Linked DNA regions of Homo sapiens: all the other regions are linked to region 3. A link is a contact called in ENCODE Hi-C or POLR2A ChIA-PET data. All regions are on one chromosome and are shown on one strand. The core of a region is the stretch at or near the end of the contact, and the rest is flanking DNA. Distances in the headings are between cores, read along the strand shown.

Region 1 (4,776 bases), core at 1,657-4,156, 770 kb before region 3:
CGGCAAATAATTTTTAAAGCTAATATTTTTATAAGTAGTTACAATGCACCAGATACTGCCTATATATATAACTAATTTAATCCTCACAACCTTATGAGGTAGATACTAGCATTTCTATTCTACACTTGAGGAAACAGGCACAGATAAGTGGAAGTGACTCACCCAAGGTCCTACCAAACTGTTGAGTAGCAGAACCCTGCCAATTTGGCATTAGTGGCCGGCTATTTAATCATGACTCCACGCTACCTTTCAAATAAAAGCAGATGGTAAGGAAAGGACAGCTGTGAGGACTGAACCATTAAGCACATTCCCCTAACAGAGAAAGGGAATTGCAAAGGTGGCAGAACAAACACAGTAACAGATGAGTTTTAAGGTGGAATTAAAAAAAAAACTTTAGGCCGGGCGCCATGTCTCACGCCTGTTATCTCAGCACTTTGGGAGGCCGAGGCGGGTAGATCATTTGAGGTCGGAAGTTGGAGACCAGCCTGGCAAACATGGTGAAACCCCGTCTCTACCAAAGATACAAAAAATTAGCTGGGTGTGGTGGCACGCACCTGTGGTCCCAGGTACTCATGGTGCGGCCACCATTGCATCTTGGGCCTCACTAACCAGTTCCCGTTTGTTGGATTCAATACTCTCTCACCACACAGGCCAATCTTGTGTTTTATTAATTTTTTTAATTTTTTTTTTTTTTTTGTAGAGAGGGGCTCACTATGTTGCCCAGGCTGGTCCTGAACTCCTGAGGTAGGAGGATCGCTTGAGCCTGGGAGACAGAGGTTGCAGTGAGCCGAGATTATGCTACTGCACTCCTGCCTGGGTGACACAGTGAGACTCTGTCTTAAACAAAACAAAACAAAGAAAGGCCAGGCGCAGGGGCTCACACCTGTAATCCTAGCACTTTGGGAGGCCAAGGTGGGTGGATTATTTGAGGTCAGGAGTTTGAGACCAGCCTGATCAGCATGGTGAAACCCCGTCTCTACTAAAAACAGAAAAATTAGCCAGGTGTCGTGGCTTGCACCTGTAGTCCCAGCTACTCAGGAGGCTGAGACAGGAAAATTGCTTCAACCAGGGAGATGGAGGCTGCAGTGGGCAGATTCGCGCCACTGCCTGGGTGACACAGTGAGACTCCATCTCAAAAAAGCCCAGGGTGCTTGGCGCCAAAAAAGGGATCTCTGACCTTGTGTTCATTATGACCTTCAAAAGAGTGAAGTGGTGAGGGCATGAGGGCAGAGGAAAAGAAGGGCTTAAGACAACGAAGGAAAAGAAGGCACCAGAGTCTAGTGCCTTTGCCGCCAAACCTAAACCTATAAGGTTGGCAGCAAAACCAAAGCACAAACTGATAACAAAGGAGGTAAAGCCAGGGGAGAAGAAACTGAAGACGTCAAAGACAGAAATGAAGCACATCATCTGGTTTAAAACAAATGATAGAGTTTTTACAGTTCTGGAAAATGACCGTATAATATTCTCTGCTAAGAAGAATAACTTCTGCTAAACAACCATAAGACTGCAGCTGGCTCTACTCAGATCTGCTTATTCCAACAAGACCAAGGTGCTAGTTCTAACTTCGAGTTGTCCCTCTGTATGGCTGCAGCGTTGCGCACAGTGGACTGCCGGTCACAAGGAAGACTGGATGAGCGTGGGTTCACACAACATTTCCCACACTTGCCTCAGCAAAAGAACCACCTGGGACACTTGTTTAAAAATGACAGATTCCCACGGTCCACCTCGGCAGATTCTGATCCTGCCACTCCAGGGAGCTGTATTTTTCAACAAGTACACCAGGTGATCACGCAAGTTTAAGAAATTAACACAAGTTGGCCGAGCGCAGTGGCTCACGCCTGTAATCCCAGCACTTTGGGAGGCTGAGGCGGGAGAATCACGAGGTCAGGAGTTCGAGACCAGCCTGGCCAACATAGTGAAACCCCGTCTCTACTAAAAACACAAAAATTAGCCGGGCGTGGTGGCGCACACCTGTATTCCCAGCTACTTGGGAGGCTGAGGCAGGAGAATTGCTTGAACCCAGGAGGCAGAGGTTGCAGTGAGCCGAGATCGCGCCACTGCACTCCCGCCTGGGCGACAGAGTGAAACTCTGTCTCGGAAAAAAGAAAAAAAAAGAAAAAAGAAATTAACACAAGTCCCTGCCACTGGAAAAGCTTATCCGTCAGGCTGGCTCCTCCTCCACCACCAGACCCCATCCCGGTACATCACGTTTACATGCATGCGGAAAATGGGCTTGGAGATTCTTGATTCAAATCCGAGGTATCACACATCGGCCCCCAAAGGTCAAACATTAAGAAGGAAGCTTACTGCCCTGTCCCAGATTTTTCTAGGTGACTTCTTCCTCCGGACTCTGCAGCAGTCTTTAGTTCTAAAAGCACAAGCGGACCGCACGTCTCAACGCGGGAAAACAGTTCCATCTGCAGGGATGGAGGACCGGGCTAGACAAGCTGGAGTTGGCTCTGCGCCGCAGGGGTGTGCAAGCCCGAGACGGGGGAGCCCGAGGTCACCCCGGCCGCCCTGGCATCGGGGCTGAAGTGCAGGCTCCTGGAGGAGCGGTGCGCACGCCCAGGGGTAGCCGAGAACACAAGCCAAGGCACGAGCGGACAACCTTACGGGGACGAGTACTGGCGCCCGGACGCGACTTCGCGAGAGGCCAGGCGGAACCCACTGGAAGCGTGAGCTAGCGGGGACCACCCCCGGGCGAAACCAAAGGAGAAAGAGGGGAACCCAGGGGTCCCGGGGCGCTTAGGCCCGCGCGGACGGGGAGGCCAGAGTTGCCCCGAAGCTATCTCCTTACCTCACCGGTCCCCACGGGCTCCGCGCTCAGCTACAGCCCGGCGGGAGCAATGCGGCAGCCACAACAGTTGCCTGGGGTCGCCGCGGGCCGGAAAGCGGGGTTCGGGGATGGGAAGGGGGCGGGGCGAAGCGAGCAAAAAGTTCCGGGGAAGCCGAGACCGCGACCTTCCGCGCTTTACGGCCCCCGGGCAAGGGTACTGCCGGCGCGTGACCTCAGCAGCGCACGAGCGCGCCGTGACGCCTTCGCGGAGCCCCGCCCCTGCCACGTGGGCTTGTTTGGGTCTCGCGAGGCACCGCCCCCGCGGCCTCTTTGCCACCCTCAGAGGCGAGCTGTGGAAGCCTTGACTCTTAGGGCCGTTTTAGAACCGGGGCCTCGGACCGGCGGGGTTTCTGCACGTGGAACCGGAACATCTGAGATGATCGCAGGCCCTGTGGAGTGTGGGGAGCGCGGGAGTTCTTTCTTCCCTCGAGGCCCGTGCCAGGGCTTACTCCAAAGCCAGTGGGTCCCCAGTCCTAAGCCAAGCAGTCCCGGGGGAAAACGCTTCTCATCGCCGTGGGAGCGCGGATCTTGGAAGTGGCTCTGGGCTTTCTTGGGCGAGGCTCTCACAGAGTAGATCGGAAATCCATTCTGCTGGCCCGCCCCACCTCGGAGGACGGACTAACGGACCTGAGTTCCCGGCCCTATCTTACTCTTCTCAGCTTCTCAGCTTGGCTCAGCTCAGAGGAAGAGGAATCACTGAAGTCTCAGAGAAGTCTCCACTCATCCCTTCCTCACTGTCACATCAGCCTTTTCTTTCCTTCTAGAACTCATCACTGACTCAAGGATATAAGTTTGATGACTGTCTTTTCCACTGGTGTGACACGATCTCTGTCGACAGAACCTTAGTCTTATGCATAGCTTTATTCTCAGCACCCAGAACAGTGCCTGGCACCTCTTCCACTGAATATTATATGCATAAGGGTCTCATGCTGCAGCCACCATTGCATCTTGGGCCACACTATCCAGTTCCCGTTTGTTGGATTCAATACTGTCTCACCACACAAACCAATCTTGTGTTTTATTAATTTAAAAAAAATTTTTTTTTTGTAGAGATAGGCTCACTATGTTGCCTAGGCTGGGCCTGAACTCCTGGCCTCAAGTGATCCTTCCATCTCAGCCTCCCAAAGTCCTGGGATTACAGGCGTGAGCCACTGTGCCTGCCCCAATCTTGTGTTTTATTGCTGGCCACCTGTAGCCAGGCACTGTGCAGGATGATGGGATCCAGCAATGTACAAGAAAGAGGCGGTTTCTGCTCTTAGGGAGTGGCAGTCAAGTTCCAGGGACCCCTCTGTCACAAGGCCAGGCCACAGCCTACATAGTTTATACCCCATTTACTGGCCAGTCAAATCACACAAAGACAGCCCAGATGAGGTCTGCCAGACAGTGGACTGAAACTATGCCATAGGCTCCTGTGCTAGATAAATACTTCCATATTTTAGCTAGGATTGAATGCTTGGGGACACCTACCTGTCTAAAAAAAGAGAAAACGGCTGACCAATTTGAGACATTCTCGGGGAAGGCTTTCCTGATGCCCAGATGTGGCGATTTCATGAAAAATATCACAGGTTTTCCTCATGAACCATTTGGTTCAAGCCATTTCCAGGCACATGAATTTGGGAGAAACCTGGTTGTCTGCAGGAGATGGTGGATGAAATCAAGTGAAATACTTAATGTGTTGATTTCATTCTGTTTACGTGCAGTAAATAGCAAACAAATGGTGTAGATCTGTCCCTGATTTCCTTCTCCATCACCATGATCGGCCTCCACTCCAAAATGCTAAGTCAGGCTGGGTGCGGTGGCTCATGCCTGTAATGCCAGCACTTTGGGAGGCCAAGGCAGTTGGATCACGTGAGGTCAGAAGTTCGAGACCAGCCTGATCAATATGGTGAAACCCCATCTCTACTAAAAAATACAAAAATTAGCTGGGCGTGGTGGCACAT
Region 2 (4,505 bases), core at 1,989-4,488, 910 kb before region 3:
ACCCCCTCCTGTCTCCATGTGGAGGAGGGTAAGACATAGATTCGCTGTGGCATCGGGGCCCCCAGCGCTGATCCATGTACTCCTAGGGGCGTGCTTAGTCTGAGGCCGTGCAGTAGAGGATGGGTGCTCTTTCATGGGAACTGGTGTGTCTGACTTGTGCTAAAGCCCCAGGGGTGGCCACTTCCTGGGGGAAGGGGCTCCTGATTCTCGAGCTTGATCACCCCTGAGTCTGAGTTGGGTGCAGCCTTTGCCAATGGGCCTGTGAGCACTGTGCTCCTTGCTGGGGCCTGGGGCTGCCAGCACCTACTCCCCACAGACACTTTTGGGGTGTTGGGGTATGTTGCTGCAAGGCCTACCGCCGGGGCTTCCGCAGCTGCTCAGACACAGGATAGTGAGTCTGACTCAGACCTCCTGCTTGGGGTTGACCCGGTGTCCCCTCCCAGGCCCTCAGGAAAGCAGAGAGCTTGAAGAAATGTCTCTCTGTCATGGAAGCCAAAGTGAAGGCTCAGACTGCTCCAAACAAGGATGTGCAGAGGGAGATCGCTGACCTTGGAGAGGTAGGGGCGGCTTCCCTCCCTCCGTCCTCAGGGCCTGGTGCATGAAACATGCCCCGTCTTCAGGAAATCATCTGTAGTCAGTCAGGCCCTGGTTCTTGGTGGAATGGGCCTTTGGGCTGACTTCTGTTGTCCTGTAGCCTTGTAGCAGGGACCCCATGGATCCTGTCCTTGGACCCTGGACATTCCCTGCTGCTCCCAGTGCTGCTAGCAGGAGAGCTCTTCCCAAGCATGTATGGGCACTGGGGTGGAGGGATTTGGGGAATGGGCTAAGGCTGGCCCCTGCTTCCAAGCCTGCCTGGTATTTATTTGCATTTCAAGCTGCCAGGAAGCTTATCACAGGCTGTTCCCAGCCTGGTAAGGACCGGGCCTGATTTGGGAGCCCAGCTTTCTGCTGCTCCTTTCTCTCTAGCCCTGCTTGTTTCACCTGCCACAGCTGCTCCTAAAGGGACTGGTCTCAAAGCTTTCCTTGCTTTCCTTTCCAGGACACTAGTCAGGGAGGACTTGGGTTCGGGTGGGGTGGGCTGGACCCTGACATCCCAGCAAGTTGTGGCCCAGATTGAGATGGTCGTCTATTGGTTCCAGGCCCTGGCCACTGCAGTCATCCCCCAGTGGCAGAAGGATGAATTGCGGGAGACTCTCAAATCCCTAAAGAAGGTCATGGATGACTTGGACCGAGCCAGCAAAGCCGATGTCCAGAAACGAGTGAGTCCTGGCAGCACCAGTGGCCAGAGTGTTTCCTAGGCAAAGGCTGGCAGAACAGCCAGGGGTTCGGGGCCTGGGCTTTTGGTCTGAGCTGCTGTTCTGGACTTTTTTCTTGCAGGTGTTAGAGAAGACGAAGCAGTTCATCGACAGCAACCCCAACCAGCCTCTTGTCATCCTGGAGATGGAGAGCGGCGCCTCAGCCAAGGCAACCCAGGGGCCAGGGTCCCCTCCCCTAGGGCTCATCAGCTCTCTGGTGGCTGACATGTGGCCTCTGTGGCTCTGAGCGAAGTGGTTGCCTAAGGGCCCACGGTCTGGGATTGAGATTGGGAGGAGCAGCAGCTCCCTGCATGTGGGAGGCATACCTGGGCCAGGGTAGGGGCAGGGCCCGGCGCTGGGGTCCTCCCCACAGGCCCTGGGCACAGCCCCTGCTCTGGGAAGGGGTAGGGGTGGGTGGCAGGCCTTCTGAGGGCTGCAAATGCTCACACTAGTGAGGGTCCCTGCTCCAGCACCGTGGCCTGAGCCAGGTCCTCCCCACAGGCCCTGAATGAAGCCTTGAAGCTCTTCAAGATGCACTCCCCTCAGACTTCTGCCATGCTCTTCACGGTGGACAATGAGGCTGGCAAGATCACGTGCCTGTGTCAAGTTCCCCAGGTCAGCACCACCTCGCACCAGTGGGAAGTGTTAGGTCTTAAGGTTGTTGGCTGAGGCCTGTGTGTGTACAGCCTGCATTCGAAACAGCCTTTCTGCCCACCGGTTGGTTACCTTTGCCAGTACCCCTTACCCAGGCCTTCTTATTGGTGAAGACATCTGGTTGATACCTGGCTTTGCCACTCTGTCCTGTCCTGGCAGTGGCCATGGCCGCCCCCTGTACCAGCCGTAAAGTCTGTCTCGGCCTCCAGCAGTATCACCCAGGGCAAGGAGTGGGTGATGGCTCCTCCATCCTTTCTTTCCCTGCATTCCTCCCTCAATCCCATCTTCTGTGCTGACTCCCCCTTCCCTTCCTGTCTTCTAGAATGCAGCCAATCGGGGCTTAAAAGCCAGCGAGTGGGTGCAGCAGGTGTCAGGCTTGATGGACGGTAAAGGTGGTGGCAAGGATGTGTCTGCACAGGCCACAGGCAAGAACGTTGGCTGCCTGCAGGAGGCGCTGCAGCTGGCCACTTCCTTCGCCCAGCTGCGCCTCGGGGATGTAAAGAACTGAGTGGGGAAGGAGGAGGCTCCCACTGGATCCATCCGTCCAGCCAAGAGCTCTTCATCTGCTACAAGAACATTTGAATCTTGGGACCTTTAAAGAGCCCCTCCTAACCCAGCAGTAACTGGAACACACTTGGGAGCAGTCCTATGTCTCAGTGCCCCTTAAATTTCTGCCCTGAGCCCTCCACGTCAGTGCCATCGGTCTAGAACCACTAACCCCGCATTGCTGTTGATCGTCACGCTCGCATCTATAGATAACGGCTCTCCAGACCTGAGCTTTCCGCGTCAGCAAGTAGGAATCGTTTTTGCTGCAGAGAATAAAAGGACCACGTGCAATACTTAATGCCGCATGATCTCTATCCCTCTTCCCAATAGGGGCTGGCTCTTTTGACAGCCTTTGGCGTCTGTAGAATAAATGCTGTGGCTCCTGCTGGCTGCTGTGGTGTTCACCTAGTCCAGCCCCAGAACCCAAAATTTTGGGAACAGCCCCTAGGGCTGCCTCAAACGTCTGTGGAGGTGGAGGCCAAATAGGTGGGGTGACTTGGAGCAAGGCGTTCATAATTCAGTAGATGAGGGGTGGAGGTAGTTGGAAGCAGAGAAGCCTTTCTTGGAGCTGCTCTCCCCCCTCCCTTCCAGCAAGATGGATGGATCCGGCTACCCTGCACAACTGGGACCGGGCCGTTCTCCCTCCGGGCCTCCAGGGGCGCTGTAGTGCCTCCCGCCGCTCTCTCGACAGCCCATGCGCAGCCGCGCGTCTTTAAACAACGGAAGAACCAGTGGATGCGGCAGGGCGTTGGGCGGAAGGGGTTCGCACGCCAAGAACCGCCATGCCTGGGGATCACCGCCGCATCCGCGGCCCTGAAGAATCGCAGCCGCCGCAGCTGTACGCGGCCGACGAGGAGGAGGCGCCCGGCACCCGCGACCCAACGCGGCTACGGCCCGTGTACGCGCGCGCCGGGCTGCTGAGCCAGGCCAAGGGCTCGGCCTACCTGGAGGCGGGAGGCACCAAGGTGCTGTGTGCCGTGTCGGGCCCGCGACAGGCCGAGGGCGGCGAGCGCGGCGGCGGCCCGGCCGGAGCAGGCGGCGAGGCCCCGGCCGCGCTGCGCGGTCGCCTGCTCTGCGACTTCCGCCGCGCACCCTTCGCGGGCCGCCGGCGCCGCGCTCCCCCGGGCGGCTGCGAGGAGCGTGAGCTGGCGCTGGCGCTGCAGGAGGCGCTGGAGCCGGCTGTGCGCCTGGGCCGCTACCCGCGCGCGCAGCTCGAGGTGTCGGCGCTGCTGCTGGAGGACGGTGGCTCGGCCCTGGCCGCCGCGCTCACCGCCGCCGCGCTCGCCCTGGCCGACGCGGGCGTGGAGATGTACGACCTGGTGGTGGGCTGCGGCCTCAGCCTCGCGCCGGGGCCCGCGCCCACCTGGCTCCTGGACCCCACGCGGCTCGAGGAAGAGCGCGCCGCCGCCGGCCTCACCGTGGCGCTCATGCCTGTGCTGAATCAGGTGGCCGGGCTGCTGGGCAGCGGCGAGGGCGGCCTGACAGAGAGCTGGGCGGAGGCCGTACGCCTGGGCCTCGAGGGCTGCCAGCGCCTCTACCCCGTGCTGCAGCAGAGCCTGGTGCGGGCCGCCCGCCGCAGGGGCGCCGCCGCCCAGCCCTGAACCAGAAGCCTGAGCAACTACGGACGCAAGCCGAGGACCGTGCTGCCGCCGTCCACGAAAAGACCCGCGCCATCGGCCTCCAGTTTGCGTCGAGAATTCCTGGAAGGGCCCTGATATGACTGTGGTTGGACTGACCTGACTGCCAGATGGTGGGACTTGGTCTGGAGCAGGGACTACTTGGAATGATAAAGGCAAAACTCAACAGCCCCTGGAGCTGCGCTTGTGGTGGAGCTGGACCCTGAAATTACCTGGACCTTTTTTTTAGAGACAGGGTTTCTTTCTGCAGTCTCAAACTCCTAGCCTTGATTGATCCTCCTGCCTTGGCCTCCCAAAGTGCTGGGACTACAGGTGCATGCAACCACACCTGGCTAATTTTCTTTTCTTCTTTCTTTCTTTTTTTTTTTTTTTT
Region 3 (4,330 bases), core at 107-2,606:
CCAACACAGTGAAACACTGTCTCTACTAAAAACACACAAAAAAATCAGCCAGGTGTGGTGGCACATGCCTGTAATCCCAGCTACTGAGGCACAAGAATCACTGGAAACTGGAAAGTGGAGGCTGCAGTGAGATCGCACCACTGCACTCTAGCCTGGGCGACAGAGTGAAACTGTGTCAGGAAGAAAGAGAAAGAGAAATGAAAAGAAAAAACAGAGCAAGAAAGAAAAAGAAAAAAATAGAAAAAGTTATTTTCTCAACTCTACAAGGATCATCCTCCATGGCCAGGTTAACAGCTCTTTTTCTGGACCCCGGTGTCTTCATTGCTGCCACTTATTTGCTTTCTGATCTCTAGCTGGGTCTCCCTAGGCTCTTCTACTTCGCTGGAGAAAACTAACCCTACGCAGCCACATAGCATTCCTATCCCATAGCCCTGACCATGCTCAAGCTGCAAGACCTCTACACATCTCCATGTGCTGAAACTCCTCCAAGCACACTGTCAGGGACTCTGTGGGAGAGAAGCTGCCGGACAATCTGCCTAATCCTTGACTTCATCGCCCGTGGCAGAATTGGAAACCGCCCCACAAACCTTGGCATAAGGTGCAAGGTAATCCAGAGCTGTGACGTGCAACCGAAACTTGTGGGTTTTAGTGAATTTTCCAAAGCAGGTCCCCAGCGACACCAGCTTGTCCCCGGAAATATTGGCGGCCAGCTTCATAATCTTCTCACTAAAAGGGTAAAGGGGGAGCAAGGTTGCGGATGAAGGAGGCTCGTGGGACCCAGGACCCCTCTCCCCTGGGTCCATGCTGCCTGCCCGGCCCCGCCTCACCTCACATAGTACACCCGGTCGTTGTGCAGACGGAAACAGTAGGTGCCATCGGGCCGGTCCACCAGCAGTTGAAGATTCTCCCCAATGCTGAGGGCAAAAAGAGGACTGGAGACCGCGCCCGAACGAACCGGTCTCCGGCACCGCGCCCCCACTCCACCCTTGGCCACCACACCCACACACTCCCGCGTCCGCCCCGCGCGCTCCTACTATTTCGCTATCTTCTCAAACATGACACGGGTCTCCTCTTCAGTCAAAGGCCGCATTTTTCCCCCTGGGTTGGAACACCGGATCCTCGTGCCTTGGTAACTGGAAACGGAAGTCGGTCGCTCGCTGCTCCCCGGCAATCCCAAAGCCTTCCTCTCTAGCCCCGTACCAATAGTTCGTCTCGCTAGCGCCCAATAGTCTGGACGACCGCAGGGGAAAGCAAGCCGGCCGGATGAGAAAGCATAGAGACCGGAAATGTGCCTGTTTCTTCCTGTCCTAAGTTCGGAGTCAGCGCCCCTTGTGGTCCGGAAGGGAAGTGACGTTGTTGCTGGGAAGATGGCGACCGCGGCGACTATCCCATCGGTAGCCACGGCCACAGCAGCGGCTCTCGGCGAGGTGGAGGATGAAGGGCTCCTGGCGTCGCTGTTCCGGGACCGCTTCCCCGAGGCCCAGTGGCGCGAGCGGCCCGATGTGGGCCGCTACCTCCGGGAGTTGAGCGGCTCGGGGCTGGAGCGGCTGCGGCGCGAGCCCGAGCGCCTGGCGGAGGAGCGGGCGCAGCTGCTGCAGCAGACGCGCGACTTGGCCTTCGCTAACTACAAGACCTTCATCCGCGGCGCCGAGTGCACCGAGCGCATCCACCGCCTGTTTGGCGACGTGGAGGCGTCGCTCGGCCGCCTGCTCGACCGTTTGCCCAGCTTCCAGCAGAGCTGCAGGTGCGACGCGCCTGGCGCTAAAGGGGTTTTATAACTGTAAAAGCTGACATTTACGATGGTAGAAATAACTAACACATAAAGCGTTTACCACGTTCCAGGTTCTCTGCTGAGCGCTTTATTAATCCATTTAAACCTCACAACAGCCTTCGAGATAGGTACTGTTATTCCTTTTTTATCTTTTTTGAGACGGAGTCTCGCCCTGTCGCCAGGCTGGAGTGCAGTGGCGAGATCTCGGCTCGCTGCAACCTACCTCTGCCTCCTGGGTTCAAGCGATTCTCCTGCCTCAGCCTCCTGAGTAGCAGGGACCATAGGCGCGCGCCACCACGCCCAGCTAATTTTTTTGGATTTTTAGTAGAGACGGGGTTTCAGCATGTTGGCTGGGATGGTCTCGATCTTTTGATGTCGTGATCTGTCCGCCTCGGCCTCCCAAAGCGCTGGGATTACAGGCATAATCCACTGCGCCCAGCCCTGTTATTTCCATTTTACATATGAGCAAGTCAAGACAGAGATTAGTGACGTCCAAGGACACAGCTAGGAGGTTTCGAATTCAGAACTGGTTACCCAGAAGCACGTCCCTCCCTCGAAGGGCAGTTGTGGGCACAAAGAAAAAGGATTCATGCAAAGCTCTTATTATCGGGTCTGACACAGTTAACATTATAGGTGTGAGCTGAATATATGTGCACATTTATATACTTATTTTATACGAAAGCGTGGACCGGAGGTCATCTGCTTCAAAACTTCCATTGACGGGAAGGTGACAAGGAAATCCTCGCATTTGAGGGCATCAGATATCAAAAAGTCTCTCCATTTGGATGGCTGGATGTGGTGGCTCAGCCTGTAATCCCAGCACTTTGGGAGCCTGAGGCTTGAACCCAGGAGTTCGAGAGCAGCCTGGCCAACATGGCAAAACCCTGTCTCTATAAAATAAAAAATTAGCTGGTCGTGGTGGCGTGCGCCTGTAGTCCCAGGTACACAGGAGGTTGAGGTGGGGGGGTCAGTTGGGCCCGGGAGATTGAGGCTGCAGTGAGCCATGATTGTGCCACCGCACTCCAGTTTGGGAGGTCGAGGCTGCGGTGGGCTGTGATTGTGCCACTGCATTCCAGACTGGGTGACAAAGTGAAACTCTCTTAAAAAAAGAAAAAAAGGCTGGGTGCGGTGGCTCACACCTGTAATCCCAGCACTTTGAGAGGCCAAGGCAGGCGGATCACGAGGTCAAGAGATCGAGGCCATCCTGGCTAACATGCTGAAACCCCCATGTCTACTAAAAATACAATTAGCTGGGCGTGGTGGCACGCGCTTGTAGTCCCAGCTACTCGGGAGGCTGAGGCAGGAGAATTACTTGAACCTGAGAAGCGGAGGTTGCAGTGAGCCAAGATGATGCGTGCCACTGCACTCCAGCCTGGTGACAGAGCAAGACTCCGTCTCAAAAAAAAAAAAAAAAGTCCTTTGTGAGTCATATTCTGTCTCCATTATCCCTAGTTCTGCCTTCCAGCCTTTCATGATTAAAGTTTAATTTTTCTTTTGAGCCTTTGGATATTTGACAGCAGCTTTTGTACCCTTCCATGCTCCAGAATAGATAGGGGACTTGATAAAGCAGGTCTCTGCAAATATGGAGAAGTGTTGAAAGTAGACTGTGGCAGGAACTATGGTTGAACATTAGCATAGGAGAAGATGAAGACCTGAGGGGAAAGATTGTGGATTCTAGGCAGTTAGTGCTTCATTTTGAAAATAATGATAGCTACTGTTAAATATTTAACTGTGTCTCTTTTACTATTTTTACTTTGACGCATTCGCTCTGTTTCAAGTTCTATGTTAAATGCTTCACACACATCATCTCATTTAGTTCTTACACCCTTATGAGGAGGGTCCTATATACTTTTTTTTTTTTTTTTTTTGAGACGGAGTCTTGCTTTGTTGGCCAGGCTGCAGTGCAGTGGCGCCATCTCTGCTCACCGCAACCTCCACCTCCTGGGTTCAAGTGATTCTCCTGCCTCAGCCTCCTGAGTAGCTGGGACTACAGGCGCGCACCACCATGCCTGGCTAATTTTTTGTATTTTTAGTAGAGATGGGGTTTCACTTGAACTCCTGGCCTCAAGTGATCCGCCCACCTCAGCCTCCCAAAGTGCTGGGATTACAGGCGTGAGCCACTGCGCCTGGCCCTATATACCGTTTTACTAATGAGGAAATAGGTTCAGAGAGGCCAAGTACCTTGCCACAGCCAGCAAGTGGCATATCTGGATCTCCATCTGTTAGATTTATTAATTGTATGTTTTTGGACAAGTTGCTTAACCTCTCTGGGATTAAAAATTTCCTCAATTGTAATAATACTTACCTTATAGGTGGGGTGTGAGGAATAAATCAGATAGATCATCCAGCCCAATGTTCATAGCAGGTACTTGGTAACTGTAGCTAAGGTTTGGGTACAGAGCAGTGAAGGATCAACATTCTTCTGATTATTACTAGGAACTTTGTGAAGGAAGCCGAGGAGATCAGCTCCAACCGCCGGATGAATAGCCTGACCCTAAACCGGCACACAGAAATTTTGGAAATACTGGAGATTCCTCAGCTCATGGACACCTGTGTCCG

Evidence for each region. Hi-C counts contacts between places; a loop is a spot of excess contacts on that map. ChIA-PET counts read pairs that join two places held with the same protein, here RNA polymerase II (POLR2A). Pooled maps may share reads with other maps.
Region 1: a loop to region 3 is called in a pooled map, with 13 times the contacts of the local background. The contact joins the promoter of PDPR here to the promoter of COG8 in region 3. A Hi-C loop is called at or near these places in 8 of 50 pooled maps. POLR2A ChIA-PET finds 5 or more read pairs at or near these places in 2 of 52 experiments (Panc1 and common myeloid progenitor, CD34-positive).
Region 2: a map of B cell shows a loop between it and region 3 (35-fold over the local background). The contact joins the promoter of EXOSC6 here to the promoter of COG8 in region 3. A Hi-C loop is called at or near these places in 2 of 168 maps with a recorded cell type or tissue (B cell and CD4-positive, alpha-beta T cell), 1 of 37 single-sample maps with no recorded cell type and 10 of 50 pooled maps. POLR2A ChIA-PET finds 5 or more read pairs at or near these places in 2 of 52 experiments (activated B cell and activated CD4-positive, alpha-beta T cell).

The regions. Positions count from the first base shown.
Region 1 is chr16:70,112,462-70,117,237 of GRCh38, reverse strand. It overlaps PDPR (pyruvate dehydrogenase phosphatase regulatory subunit), which reads right to left and starts at 2,906. Exons shown (of 19, transcript NM_017990.5): 1 at 2,798-2,906; 2 at 2,308-2,417. RefSeq lists enhancers at 1,430-2,372, 2,893-2,942.
Region 2 is chr16:70,250,673-70,255,177 of GRCh38, reverse strand. It overlaps EXOSC6 (exosome component 6), which reads left to right and starts at 3,238. Exons shown (of 1, transcript NM_058219.3): 1 at 3,238-4,505. The coding sequence starts at 3,278. The coding sequence ends at 4,096. AARS1 (alanyl-tRNA synthetase 1) reads left to right here. Exons shown (of 21, transcript NM_001605.3): 17 at 444-557; 18 at 1,140-1,259; 19 at 1,378-1,464; 20 at 1,797-1,910; 21 at 2,272-2,880. The coding sequence ends at 2,457. RefSeq lists enhancers at 1,697-2,197, 2,832-3,021, 3,062-3,111 and silencers at 3,492-3,581, 3,712-4,031.
Region 3 is chr16:69,336,590-69,340,919 of GRCh38, reverse strand. COG8 (component of oligomeric golgi complex 8) reads left to right here and starts at 1,356. Exons shown (of 6, transcript NM_032382.5): 1 at 1,356-1,744; 2 at 4,208-4,330. The coding sequence starts at 1,368. NIP7 (nucleolar pre-rRNA processing protein NIP7) reads right to left here and starts at 1,148. Exons shown (of 5, transcript NM_016101.5): 1 at 1,035-1,148; 2 at 828-914; 3 at 588-726. The coding sequence starts at 1,090. RefSeq lists enhancers at 770-849, 1,030-1,149 and silencers at 1,570-1,619, 1,630-1,679.